Regions from separate parts of the Homo sapiens genome. Here region 2 is linked to region 1. The links are chromatin contacts, found by Hi-C or POLR2A ChIA-PET in ENCODE. All regions are on one chromosome and are shown on one strand. The core of a region is the stretch at or near the end of the contact, and the rest is flanking DNA. Distances in the headings are between cores, read along the strand shown.

Region 1 (7,109 bases), core at 3,411-5,910:
CCCCTCAAAATTCCATAACAGGGCCCTTGGGCCCCTTTGCTCAGGCCCGCTCCCACACTATGGAGTGTACTTTCATTTGCAATAAATTTCTGCATTTGTCACTTCATTCTTTCCTTGTTTCATCCTTTCCTTGCTTTGTTTGTGCGTTTTGTTTAATTCTTTGTTCAAGACGCCGAGAACCTGGACACCCTCACCAGTAATATAGAGTTTATCGTATAAGGCAGAGAGGATCTCCATTTACTTGGCTCATGAACCTTGAGAAGCGAATGAAACTTTTAAAACTTCTGTTCAGCAAATGTATTCATACAAAAATATCCTGTAGAATGTTCTTTTGAGGGTTAGGGTCTGTAATATACTTTGCAAAGCCTATATATGGAATCAGGTATTATCCCTTTTGGGAGAAAGTTTTAAAGCTTCATACATAAATTGGGTTGGGAGAAAAGGTAAAAGGACTGTCCCATCCTATGGTCTTGAGCTGAGCTGAGAAGAGGACTGCAGTAAAGAACAGTCACTGGCAACAATGGCCCAAGATCATTATGCTCAAAGGCATTTCCCACTGTGTAAGAAGGCAGCATTTAAAAGGGCGGCACACTCTTGTGAAAGAACATGGAATCTCCTCAAATCACTACCCCAAAGGGAAAGTTAAGTTCGGGAACTGAGTCAATACTACTGCCTTCCTTTTGTTTCTAAACTGATAGCTGTAATTCCACAACGCTGTATCACAGCCTCGTTTCCTCTACTCCCTCTTTTCACATGTTTACTTTATCTTATGTAAACTGTAGATTTACTGAGCATGAGAGAATGCATAATTGACTTTTCCCTCTACTTCCTCTTGTCATATGTAAAATGTAGATTTACTGAGGCTAATCAGAGCCTCACAAGAATGGAAGCATCTGCCTCACTGCCTGCCCTTTCTGCATTTTTCCCCCTCCTGCATGCTCTTTCCCCTTGAAAACACCCTTTGGAAAAAGCACAGGTCACAGGTGCTCCTGTGACTTGGATTTTTTTCCCCGCAAGTATCTTCAACTTTGGCCAAATATACCTCTGTTGATTGAGAAATGCCTCAGTCACATTTTGATTAACACTGTATCCCTTTTTTGTGTTTCCCACACCTGAAATGGAGCTCATTTTCAACTATGTCCTCTGGAGATGACCAAATAAGAGCTAAAAAAGAAAAGCATAAACCTTGAGATGCCGCGATTGGCTCAGTTCTGTGGCATTTCTTCACAACAAATTAGAAAGAAAATAAAATGTTAGACTTTTTACCTTAATCTTTGGGATTTTTGTCAAGAAGGGCAATCATATCTGACAAATTGAATCTGGCATTGCTATTCTCAACTTTAGCCTGAACCTGTTGTTACAGTGCATAGAGCTGTACTGGGGCATGAACAGGAACGGGGCAGAAGAGGGCCCCCACATCCCACCAGGAAAGTCAGGTGACCATAGGTGATGGTCAGGCATTTGTCACACTGCCTCTCTAAAATAATAATTGGTCACAGCCAGCACCAGGGAAAGGCAGTTTCTCTATAGATCAGAAATATCTGAAACTGGTGATTGGCATCTTCCTGATAAGATCTCAGGTGTTGGGTGAGTTTGCTCAAGCATGCGCTTTAAGAGGTCAAAAGGTGGCATTTAACTGGTACATGACCTTCTAGGGGCATTCCACTGAAAGAAGGATGCCAGGTGCTGGAAGCAGGCCAGCATATAATACCCTAAGGCCAAGGTCAAATGGGGCACTTGACCTCCAAGATGCCTGCTTGGCCTTCTTCCAAGTGTACTTCACTTTTCATTCCTGCTCTAAAGCTTTTTAATAAACTTCCACCCCACTCTAAAACTTGCCTAGCTTTCTTCTTCTGCTTTATGCCCCTCAGTCAAAGTCTTTCTTCTAAGGAGGCAAGAATTGAGATAGCTGCAGTCCCGTTAGGATAGAAATCCATATATCATGGATACAGTAATTCTAAAACTATTCATTTAATGCATATATTCTAAGTGAATCTCACTGTTCCTGGCCTTTGACAAATATCTTATTCACACAGAACTTTAATTTCTTTGTAGAAAGTCGCTTGAGGCAACGCATAATTGACTTTTGCCTCTACATCCTCATTTCACATGTAAAACCTAGATTTACTTAGGCTAATCAGAGCCTCACAAGAATGTCAGCATCTGCCTCACTGCCTGCCCTCCCTGCCATTTTTCCCCTCCTGCTTGCTCTAGCAGCTTTGTAGAAAGCTACTTTCTGCAAAGAAATTAAGTGGAAAGTCACGGCCTTGGAGTTAAACAATCTGGCATGTAATTTATATCAACATAATCTCAGGGAAATCATTTTATCTCTCCGAAAACATAATAAAATGTGGATCCTAATGTCAGAGGCATTTGAACCAGAGTGACTCCATCTTGAATAGGGGCTGGGTAAAAAGAGGCTAAGACTTGCTGGACTGCATTCCCAGAAGGTCAGGCATTTTAGTCAGAGGATGTTTACAGTTAAGAAAACAAGTTAATAATGTTTATGGAAGAGATCCAGGACTTAGCAGGTCCAGAAAATATCCTGATGTCACGATATCTTAAGAACAAAAGTATTCTTAGTTTAAGAGTAAGTTTCACTTTAAAGATAATAATATAAATTATTGTGGAAGACAGTAGTTATACAAAGATTAACAATCCTTTGTCCCAAGCCCTTGTAGTAGCGCACATCTCCCCAAGGATTGTTTTTTTTTTTGCGTTATTATCTTATATATAAACAAGCATTATACCTAAAATGGACGCATTCCTCCTCTTGCTTTTGGGCCCTACTCTCTATGGAGTAGGCATTTTTTTGTTTCTTCATTTCTGTAATAAAATTGCTTTCACTTTACTCTGTGGACTTGCCTTAAATTCTTTCTTGTGTGACATCCAAGAACCCTCTCTTGGGGTCTGGTTCGGGACCCCTTTCTGGTAACAATACCTCCTTCTTAGTGTGTGATAGAGATTTTTAAAAAAGAATGTACCAGAATATTAAAATGGGATGCTTTCTATCTCAGTTTTTGGCTGTGGCTTTAAAAGGCTGAGTAAAAAAGAGACAGAAAGAGAGAAAGTATGTGGGAAGTATTTCGTTTTGCATTCCAAAGTGAGGTGCTAGACTTATGTAGTACTTCCAAAGGAGGTTGCTACAAACTTAGTTTTTTCCAACTTCAATCCAATAAAAGGATTCATATTGAATAGCTCAGGAAGGGAGAATTTCTTGGGAGCAAGTTATTGAAAAACAATGGCATTTTCCTTCCTCCTTCATATGGGGAAAGGGCTTTGAGAAAAACACTTCGAGTTTAAAATATGTCCATTGAAGCATGGTGAACCTAATAAAATAGTGTCTATGAAATCTAAAGGGCAAGAAGCTGTGAGAATTGGCTTGATACCAGACTGAAGAGATGACTGCACCAAGAACTGCTTCACTTTCAGTAATGAGAGTCAAGGATGTGGGTTTTCTGTGGGCAGATGTAGAGCATGTGGAGAGAGTCAGCCTGGGTCAATTATAAAAGGGACCTTGCCCCAAGGGCTTTCTGTCAGGGCTGATGGGGGAAGCAAACTCATCAGGATGCTGATGGTGGTGTCAAATGCAGAAGATGAGAGAGTAGGGTGAGGATGAGGGGCATAGCAGATCTGCCAGAAGAGGAGTATTATTGGAGGTAAGGACGCCTATGTTACTATTCGCACTGGGGGTTATGTGACCCCCAGAAACATTCCAAGATGAGTCAGCTTTGAGCATTCACCAAAGCCATGAGGGCACAAAGACAGGTCATGATATTATGTCAAGTAAGACTTTGTTTTACTTCTCTGCATGCATCTCCATCCCCAGTTCTGGAGGAGACAAAAGGCAGCCTACTGTGATAGGGGAGATTGTGAATATAAACTGGCCACAAGCTCCTTCCCACTGAAGCCTTCCAGGATGAATGGGGTCCAAGCTAGGGAAAAGAGAAGCTTTATTAGTATTCATGGTTTGGGGTCACATATAAGAATGGTTATTTGAATTACTGTTATATGGTTATTTTTCTAGTACAAGTAACCATAGGGATTCTTATTATTTTGATGTGGCCAGTAGAGCCATTAATACCTGCCTTTGGGTTTACTCAAGGGGTAGGGAACAACAACTACCACTGAGTGGGTTGGAATGCATGGGGATGGGAGGAAAAGCTGTTTTTTCTGATTATGACTTATGGAGTTTTTCTCTTTCAATTAGGTGGTATAATAACAATATTCTGGAGCAAAGTGTTTCTTGACCTAAATCTACAGAATGTGTATAATTTTGCTGGCTATCTTCCCTCTGCTCTCAGATGTATGCTGCCTTTTCTCACCCTACTTTCAGTCCTAGGAGGCTGATCTTTTTGGAACATATAAATGTTCCTGTGCCCTCTGGCTTTGGTGTGGATCAAGCAATAGATAATTTGGGGAAGACAGAATAGAGGAAGAGGAGGAGAGAGGTCAGGATAATTTTCTCCTGGCCACTCCTTGCAAGACCTCTTCCCGGGAGTATGCTCCTGAAGAAAAGTCACTACTTTTCTTTTCTTTTTGTGCTTTGCTTTTTTTTTTTTTTTTTTCAGATGGTGTCCCGTTCTGTTGCCCAGGCTGGAGTGCAATGGCGTGATCTTGGCTCACTGCAACCTCTGCCTCCCGGGTTCAAGCGATTCTCCTGCCTCAGCTTCCCAAGGAGCTGGGATTACAGGCGCGTGCCACCACACCCAGCTAATTTTTATATTTTTAGTAGAGACGGGGTTTCGCTTTGCTGGCCAGGCTGGTGACAAACTCCTACCCTCAGGCGATCCACCTGCCTCGGCCTCCCAAAGTGCTGAGATTACAGGCATGAGCCACTGCACCCGGCCAAGTCACTACTTTTCTCAAGGCATCTGAAACTCTGTGACTCTCTGACTTTTGGAAACCTCTTCCTTTCTTGTCTTTTCAGGCCACCGTGGGCTGCTGTGCCATCCATTATAATCTACCTGTACCCAGAGTTTTGTAAATAGTCTTCCTTTGAAAAAACCCTCCTCAAATTTTCCTATTTCAAAGGTGACACCTATTTCTTGTTGGAACCCTAACCCAATAGCATTTCTTGCTTTACTGACCTAAAATATTAAATGGGAGAATTAAAGCAATAAGAGTTGTACAAATATTTAATAGTAATTGAATTCAAATATAGAGCACTATTATTGTTATTATTTGCAAGACATTTTTAGTGTTGTGTGAAGGAGTGAGAGAAACCATTATTTAGAAAAATTCTAGGCCAATCATCAATTTTTTTTTTTTTGAGATGGAGTTTCGCTCTTGTGACCCATGCTGGAGTGTAATGGTGTGATCTCAGCTAACTGCAACCTCCGCCTCCTGGGCTCAAGTGATTCTCCTGCCTCAGCCCCCAAGTAGCTAGGATCACAGGCATGCGCCGCCACACCCAGCAAATTTTGTATTTTTAGTAGAGATGGTGTTTCACCATGTTGGTCATGCTGGTCTCAAACTCCCAACCTCAGATGATCTGCCTGCCTCGGCCTCCCAAAGTGCTGGGATTAAGGGCATGAGCCACAGTGCCTGGCCGTCAATATCTTCTAATGTTAAAGAGTCAGTCAGATAGTAGATACTATTCTTCCAGAAAAAAGTCAGGGCGTGGTAGCTCATGCCTGTAATCCTAGCACTTTGGAAGGTTGAGGCAGGCAGATCACTTGAGATCAGGAGTCCCAGCTACTTGGTAGGCTGAGGCAGGAGAATCGCTAGAACCCGGGATGTGGAGGTTGCAGTGAGCTGAGATTTTGCCACTGCACTCCAGCTTGGGTGACAGAGCAAGACTCTGTCTCAAAAAACGAAAAAAAGAAAACAGAAATAAAATGGTAACTTCAGACTTTAAACAAGTGAATGGAAATGAGAAAAATATTTTGGGCTTCAAAGTATAGTTGAGTTAGTGTTGCCCGGAGAATTGAAGTAATTTGCACATGAATCAGAAAATGAAGCTAGTGTCCTATTCAGGTAAAAATGTGTTAAGCAATACAAAATAGGAAACAACAGGTGGTTCTTTATTTCAAGTTAATATGACCTGATATAGGGTTTTCCCTGTTTAGCTTTTTATATTTGTTTCTTTTCATTTTTGTTTTCCCTAGCTTTCATGAATTTTTTTGTTTCCATCTCCTGGTGGACCTTTTTGAAAGTAGAGTTAATTTCCTTTTTCTTTTCTGATATTTTATAGTAATATAGAATTAAATAATATGTTTTGTACCCTGGTGACTCAGAGTTTTAAAATCTGGGATTATGGAGCAATATAATTCAGGGGCCTATACGTGTAGATGGGAAAGGGTTACATCTTTAGTTCCATTAACCTGTAAATGAAAGATAGCATTTATGACCGAACGCAGTGGCTCACACCAGTAATCCCAGCACTCTGAAAGGCAGAGGTGGGCAGATCACTTGAGGCCAGGAGCTCGAGACCAGGCTGGCCAACATGGAGAAACACAGTCCCTACTAAAAATACAAAAATTAGCCAGGTGTGGTGGCAGGCACCTATAATCCCATGCCTATAATCCCAGCTACTTGGGAGGCTGAGGCAGGAGAATCACTTGAAACTGGGAGGTGGAGGGAGCAGTGAGCCGAGATCTCACCATTGCACTCCAGCCTGGGCAACAAGAGCAAAACTGCGTCTCAAAAAAAAAAAAAAATGATTTAGTCACTGCCCTTCAGCCTAGGCAACAGAGTGAGACTCCATCTCAAAAAATAAAAATAAAAATAAACATAATTTTATATATATATATATAGCATTTACTTTATGAATATAGAAAAAAATAATAGTAATAGTTGTGTCTGAACATTGTTACTCATATAAATCACAAATACTTTCAAAGCACATTTTAATTATCACAGATGCTTTGAAATGGTTATGTTCTGCACTAGTTACAACAATTTTTTTTTTTTTTTTTTTTTTTTTTTTTTAGACAGAGTCTCCCTCTGTCACCCAGGCTGGAGTGCTGTGGCACAATCTTGGCTCACTGAAACCTCCGCCTCCCACGTGTTCAAGCGATTCTCATGCCTCAGCCTCCCGAGTAGCTGGGATTACAGTTGAGTGCCACCACGCCTGGCTGATTTTTGTATTTTCAGTAGAGACGGGA
Region 2 (7,109 bases), core at 3,379-5,878, 35 kb before region 1:
TTCAAGCAATTCTCCTGCCTCAGCCTCCCAAGTAGCTGGGATTACAGGCATGCACCATCACTCCCGGCTAAGTTTTGTATCTTTAGTGGAGATGGGTTTCACCATGTTGGTTAGGCTGGTCTGATTCTGGATATATTTCAAATAAAAGTCAACAAAATGTGCTGGAGAATTACACATGAAGTGTAAAAAATAGGCAGGTGTCAAAAATTACTCCAAGGATTTTGTTTTGAGCAACTAGGAACAAAGGACAGTTTCTGTTTATTGAGCCAAGGATAACTGGAGGAGAAGAAAGTACAAGAGAAAGGTTGAAATAGAGATTTGTTGGACCTTTCCTGAATCAGTATAGCTTAGGCTATTAGGTGTTAACAGTTGTAATCTAAATCTCAGAGGCATGGTGTAATAAAGTCGGGAATCGAGTCCAATGCTTGCAGCACAGCACAGCACCACTCTATTCTGTAGCCCTATCATCCAGAACGTTGATACAGCTTAACTGCCTCCAACATTGCCAAAACAGAAGAGGATAAAGGATACATCCCAGCTTTCAATTGCCTCAGTTCGGAAGGGACACACATCATTTCTACTGAAGTCCATTGGCCGGGATTAGTCACTGGGACTACCACCAACATATGGCAAGGCAGGTTGGTAAATGTAAGGAAGTACCTATAGTACTTGGTGAGCACTGCCTCTATCATAGTCTATCCTTTATCTCTTCTTAAAAACATAGACTATACTCAACTCATTCTCATTAGAGACAACCCCAAATCTCTTCTAGTGACTGCATGCAGCACAAATAACAGGCTTTCCAGGATATATTTACTAGTCTTCATCAGATATAATGTGGCCACTCCTTTTTTTTGAGACGGAGTCTCGCTCTGTAGCCCAGGCTGGAGTGCAGTGGTGCGATCTCGGCTCACTGCAACCTCTGCCTCCCAGGTTCCAGCTATTCACCTGCCTCAGCCTCCCGAGTAGATGGGACTACAGGTGGGCGCCACCAAGCCCAGCTAATTTTTTTGTATTTTTAGTAGAGATGGGGGTTTCATCATGTTGGCCAGGCTGGTTTCAAACTCCTGACCTCAGGTGATCCACCTGCCTTGAGCTCTCAAAGTGCTGGGATTACAGACATGAGGCACTGTGCCCTGCCCATTTTTTTTTTTTTTTTTTAGACGGAGTTTTGCTCTTGTTGCCTAGGCTGGAGTGCAATGGCACGCTACCTCGGCTCACTGCAACCTTCGCCTTTTGGGTTCAAGCTATTCTCCTGCCTCAGCCTCCCAAGTAGCTAGGATAACAGGCACGCACCACCACGCCCAGCTAATTTTTTGTATTTTCAGTAGAGACAGGTTTCACCATATTGGCCAGGCTGTTCTCGAACTCCTGACCTCAGGTGATCCACCCGCTTCTGCCTCCCAAAGTGCTGGGATTACAGGCATGAGCCACCATGCCCAGCCAAGCTACTCTTCATTCACAGACCTATTAACTGAAAAGATGAGTTATTATTCACCCCATACATATCCAACAATTAGCAAAGGAACAGGGAAAGGATAATCGCAATCAACAGCAAACTAAATATACTGCTTGCCAATTTACTCTTTTCCAGCCTTTCTTCTAGGAGCTCTAGGCACATGATCTGAATCCCAAGCTGTTGCAGATGCGAGTTTTAGCACTTATTTTGCCATTTAATAAAATAACTCTTAATTTTTCAAACCTATGATATCAGTTTCCTTGTCTGCCATTAATGAGTTGCTGATACTGTGTCAGATTTTAGGTATGTTTTACAGCAGCACCCTCACTTCACGTTATCAAACTGTATATTGGGATATGCTTAGCAAGCTGATAAAATAGCCTTTAAATCTCAGTGATGCAACTTTCTATAATTTTGACCGAGTTTACATGAGGTCTTACATATGTTGACCATTTTTCCTTCACTTCATGCATACACTATGTGGAACACGTGGTCTCCAATGTACCTATAGTAGGATAGGAAAGAGATGAAGCAGGTAAATATGCTTTTAACTGCCAGAGCTATGCACATGATCCCAATTTAACTTAATGGGGATGTGGGATCCCTAGGAAATACAGAGAAGTCTTAGGAATAGCTGAAGAGTTGTATTCCTACCACATATTTTGGGTTTGTTATGCCATATTTAATAAATCTTCCAGGAGTAAATTGAGTAGAAGATTAGATGTATGAATCTGAAGTTAGTGAATATGAATCTTATATCTTCAGTCAGCCCAGATTAGAGATATACATTTGGCAGTTATCAGCATTATAAATATTGTTTGGCATTGTGACGAGAGCATCTAAGGAGTGACTCCAAATATAAGGAAAAGATACCTAAAAACTGAGACTCAGATCATTCCAAGGGAAGAAACTGAGCAGATGAGGCAGAGTCAACAAAAGAGGCTGAGTAGGAGTAGGTACAAAGAAGGAGGCAAGAAAGCAACACCCACAAGTCAAGTAAAAAAACTGTTTCTGGGAAAAAGGAGTTTAAGTCTATCCAAAGCTATTGTTACCAAAACACCAGGGGTTCAGTCTAGGTCCTACAGCTCACTGCACAGAAAGCTGATCACTGAGACAAGTATTGCCAAGGAAGAAGGCTTTAATTGGGTGCTGCAGCTGAGGAGATGGAAGCTCAGTCTCAAATCCATCTCTCTAACTCACTAAAACTAGGGTTAATATAGCAGGGAAGAAATGTAACTACGTGTGAGAAAGGCAAGGAAGCAATCATAATGAATGAGTGGTCCAATATCTCATTGTCTGGATGGGGTGATCTGGTGAGTTTCAGTTCTTTGATACCTCTTTTTTTTTTTTTTTTTTTTTTTTTTGAGAGAGTCTCACTCTGTCACCAGGCTGGAGTGCAGTGGTGTGATCTCTGCTCACTGCAACCTCTGCCTCCCGTGTTCAAGCGATTCTTCTGCCTCAGCCACCCAAGTAGCTGGGACTACAGGCATGTGGCCACCACCCTCAGCTAATTTTTGTATTTTTAGTAGAGACAGGATTTCACCATGTTGGTCAGAATGGTCTCGATCTCCTGACCTCATGTCTGCCAGCCTCGTCCTCCCAAAGTGCTGGGATTACAGGCATGAGCCACCACAACTGGCCCTTTGACAGTTTTTTTTGGGAGGCCTAAAGGTCATTTCCTGAGGAAGAAACTCACCTAAAACAAATACAAGCTTTAAGCTTTAACAGCAGAAGGGTCAATTTCTGATTATCCAAAAACAACTCTCTATGGGTCTATGGGGCTGATTTCACTATGATAGATCCAGTAAAATGAGGACTGAGAACTTCCAGTTGAATTCAGCAGAGGAAAGGTCATTAATGGCCTTGCCAAGGATTGTTTGGTGAACTTTTTGTTAAAGAAAACATGACTATAGAACTGGAACCACTGACAATAGAAAATTCTCTTAAAGAATTTTGTGCTAAGGAATAGAAAAAAAATTGGTATATCAGCTAGAATGATTTGAAAGCATAAAAAAAAAACCTTTTTTGTTTATTTTTAAGAAAGTAGATATTACAACATGTTTGTAGGTCAGGTACCAGTGGCTCACACCTGCAATCCCACTACTTTGGGAGGCCAAGGCAGGAGAATCACTTGTGCCCAATCGTCTGAGACCAGCCTGGCCAATATAGGGAGGCTGTGTCTCTACAACAAATTTAAAAAATTAGCCTGGTGTGGTGACCCATGCTAGTAGTCCCAAGTACTCATGAGATTGAGACTGGAGGGTCCCTTGAGCCAAGGAGTTCGAGGTTGCAGTGAGCTATGGTTGTGCCACTGCACTCCAGCTTCGGTGACAAAGCTGAACATAATCCACGTTATACATGAAGTGCAGTGCTGTTGCCATAACTAGAGACTAACCACTGTGAATAACAATATATGAGGATGAAATAGACCCAGAAATCCAGCTTAAGACAGTAAAAACTTACGCTTACTGTGAAATATTGTACCTTTCTTTAATCTTTTAATATATTGTTGATAGACATCTGCTACAAATATAGCTGTCCAACTCCTAGCATCATGCTAAAAACGGAGAATACAAGAGTTAACAAGACAGCCATTAAGTGACACCAGAAAGCTGGTTGGGGTTTTACTTTATGTAAATGATGAATGGTGTACGCTATAAACATTGGGGAATTGGCTCTGCCACCAGTATGACTCATGACAGTTCCCTTTGACCACATCCAAAAAATTCTCCAAACTATATTCCATTGTATATTTAATTGAGCTGTTCATGTGGTATAAGTCTTGGCTAAGTGTAAGTTTATATTCTTCTGCCAGACTCAGATATTCAAAGACATCTGAAAAGACAGAGAGGTCAGTGATGATAACTTTCCAAAGCATACTATAAAAAGAAGATTGGCCAGGCATGGTGGCATGCACCTGTAGTCCCAGCTACTCAGGAGGCTGAGGTTAGAGAATCACTTGAAGCTGTAGCACTCTATGATCATGCCTGTGAATAGCCACTGTGGTCCAGGCTGGGGAATATAGTGAGAAGCCTCATCTTTTAAAAAGAAAAAAAAAAAAAACCTGAAAAAAAAGAAGAAGGTGAGATTAGTGGGTGAAGCGCCTCACTTCAATGTCTGAAAATAGACTTCTGCTTTCGCAGGGTTTGAATGTGGCTTCTAAGGGAAACTGTGGCTCTTGAAGAAATGAAAAATAGGCTCTGAGTGATATCATAAAACTCTGTTTATATGTGGTGATAAGCACAGGGGCTACGGTGTATTTGGGGAGGAAAACCTGGGCAAGCACATAGAAATTTATCATTCATTTCAATGAGGGATTATATGTTTTTCAACTCTTTTTCACTGTAAATACCACTGATCAACAATGAATCAAAGGCCCTTCTCCCAAGGGGCTTAGTTTTATAAGCTAGTTAAATAAAAGGAAATTAGAGAAACTGATAATTAGCTAGATGCAACTACTGTAAGTCAGGTGATTGGTAACAACCTACAGAAGATTTAAAATGATTCATTTATATATTTGAAGATTGAAATGCTAATATATTTGGTTTGATTTCTCTGAAGAATCATTTTATGATCAGAATGGGAGGACTAAATGTGATGACAAATGAAGTTATTTAAATATCATTTTGTGGTCTGCAAAGTGACCTTTAAACTGTCTTCCTTCCTCTTCACTCAACAGATAGATTCTCATTAGCACTGCTTTTTTACTTATGTGACTTTCTTTTTGGTATATCAGTTACCTCAAGTGTAAAATAGAGGGATGAATCTCATAGGGCAGTCTATTGAATTCTCTAGACTGTATTATATGTATTATAATTTATAACAGTGTTGTCCAATAGAATTTTCTGTGATGGGAACATTCTCTAGTTTGTACTGTCCATTGTGGTAGTCACTGGCTACAAGTGCTATTGAGCAGTTGAAATGTGACTAGTATGATGGAGATGCTGAATTTTTAATTTAATTGTGATTAACTTAAAGATCCACATGAGGCTAGTAGCTACAATATTGACTGTCCCTTTTAAAAACTTAACTCTCGCATTCAGGCACACATAAGCTATTGATTCAAGAGCAAGTTTTATCAAATATACTTCTAATAAAAAATGTATTTTGTTTTCTTCTTTAGCTTGCTTTTGGAAATACTGTGTTTAAAGCTTTTTCTCTGGATGCAAAAAAAGATAAGAATATCAGGAAAATATATGTATCTACTCACTCTGCTGTAGGCAGACCCCCTGAAACTATTGCTGTGGAATAAAAGATGAAATGCTCCTGATTATTGTAAATACAAAATTGCATGCGGGATTGTGTAAAGACAATGCCAGGTTGGACTGCCAGAATGAGCCAACAGCACTTGCTTCCCCCTGTAGAGAGCCTATGAATGGACGTGCAGTCAGGGAGGTTTCATATCACCAAGATTCCTATCCCAGAAAAGCAGATGTTCATAGCTCTGGGAATGGAATGCGCCCCTCGTGGAGAGCCTATAAACGGATGCATGGAAGGCGCCTGTCCATATGGATAAGATAGGGTTGTAAACGTCCTCATCTTGCCATGGCTCTTCTAGGCCTCTTTAGGGTTAAGGCATATTTCCTTCTGAGAATTTCTGGTCTAAGCGGTTGTCTAGCTTCATGTCCTGTTTCCATGGATTGTTTGTAACCAGCTTTTGTTACAATTGTTACTGCTGATTAATATCTTGCTAATCATAGGTTATGGAAAGATTGTGTTTCTGTTTTAAGGCTCTGTTAGAAATTACACACACAGTATATTGTAAATTCTTATCTCTGTATACTGTACTTCTACATACAAATGTACTGTACTTCTACATACAAATGTTATGTTAAAGAATTACTTCATCCCCATGTGACCATCTCACCTCATAATCAAATGACCCTAAATCCCTCATTAACCTACCCCTGCCCTTGCTAAACTTAATAATAAATGCTGGTATATCCAGTGCATTGTTGGCACCATGGGACCAGAAGGTGGTGACCCCCCTGGACCCAGCTTTCACTATCTTGTGTGTGTCTGTTATTTCTCAACCTGCTGATCCGCCTGGGAACAAAGAGCCCCGTTGCATTGCGGGCTACTGGCCAGATCCCGCAATACTCTGCTATTTAAAATTGTAGCTGTTTCAATCATAAAGAAACTGGCATTTATTATGCATATGATTTTTTCACCTTGTTCTTGTTACTAAGTCAATTATGATAAGCTTAAGGTTTATGTTGTGAATAATCACTAATCAGTTGCACTTTTGAAGGTATGTCACTATCAAAATGGTTTTGTAGAGCTAGAGTTGAAAATGCTGTATCTATTGTATGCTTTCCATAAATTCATTGCTTATGTAAAGTTTTGTCCTGTTGTGACTATGCTGTTGAACTATTAATTAAAACATTTTGAAAAGCATCTTGGAAAGTTATATTGTCTCAAGTTACATGGAAAATATGCATTATTGTTCTTTCTCATTTTTATGATTGTATTGGCCACCTCTCTTTTCTATTAATTTGAACAATGGTAATTGAGACTACTCCAACAAATGGATACATTACTAAGCAGAAACAGATTTATTAAACTCTGGGGAAAAAGTACTAGATGCCTTAAAGATAGAATGTTAAGAAAACTTTCTTAAAAAAATGATTTGCCTTTTGTTTTCTTAATT

What was found. A loop is a pair of places that touch in the nucleus more often than their neighbours do. ChIA-PET counts read pairs that join two places held with the same protein, here RNA polymerase II (POLR2A). Pooled maps may share reads with other maps.
Region 2: a pooled map shows a loop between it and region 1 (2.5-fold over the local background). The contact joins the enhancer-like site here to the promoter of OSTN-AS1 in region 1. A Hi-C loop is called at or near these places in 2 of 37 single-sample maps with no recorded cell type and 4 of 50 pooled maps. POLR2A ChIA-PET finds 5 or more read pairs at or near these places in 4 of 52 experiments (A673, GM12878, OCI-LY7 and 1 more).

Annotation. Positions count from the first base shown.
Region 1 is chr3:191,232,156-191,239,264 of GRCh38, reverse strand. OSTN-AS1 (OSTN antisense RNA 1) reads left to right here and starts at 4,660. Exons shown (of 6, transcript NR_133663.1): 1 at 4,660-4,693. The region is part of intron 3 of OSTN (osteocrin); the gene reads right to left.
Region 2 is chr3:191,266,915-191,274,023 of GRCh38, reverse strand. UTS2B (urotensin 2B) reads left to right here. Exons shown (of 9, transcript NM_198152.5): 9 at 5,583-6,856. The coding sequence ends at 5,608. Among named protein-coding and RNA genes, the nearest start is that of OSTN-AS1, 36 kb to the right of the region's middle. RefSeq lists an enhancer at 4,632-4,741. Within about 2 kb of position 4,628, at least 2 of the 41 ENCODE cell types and tissues checked have a DNase peak (open chromatin) inside an H3K27ac peak, as active enhancers do; they include GM12878, where a contact is called at or near this core.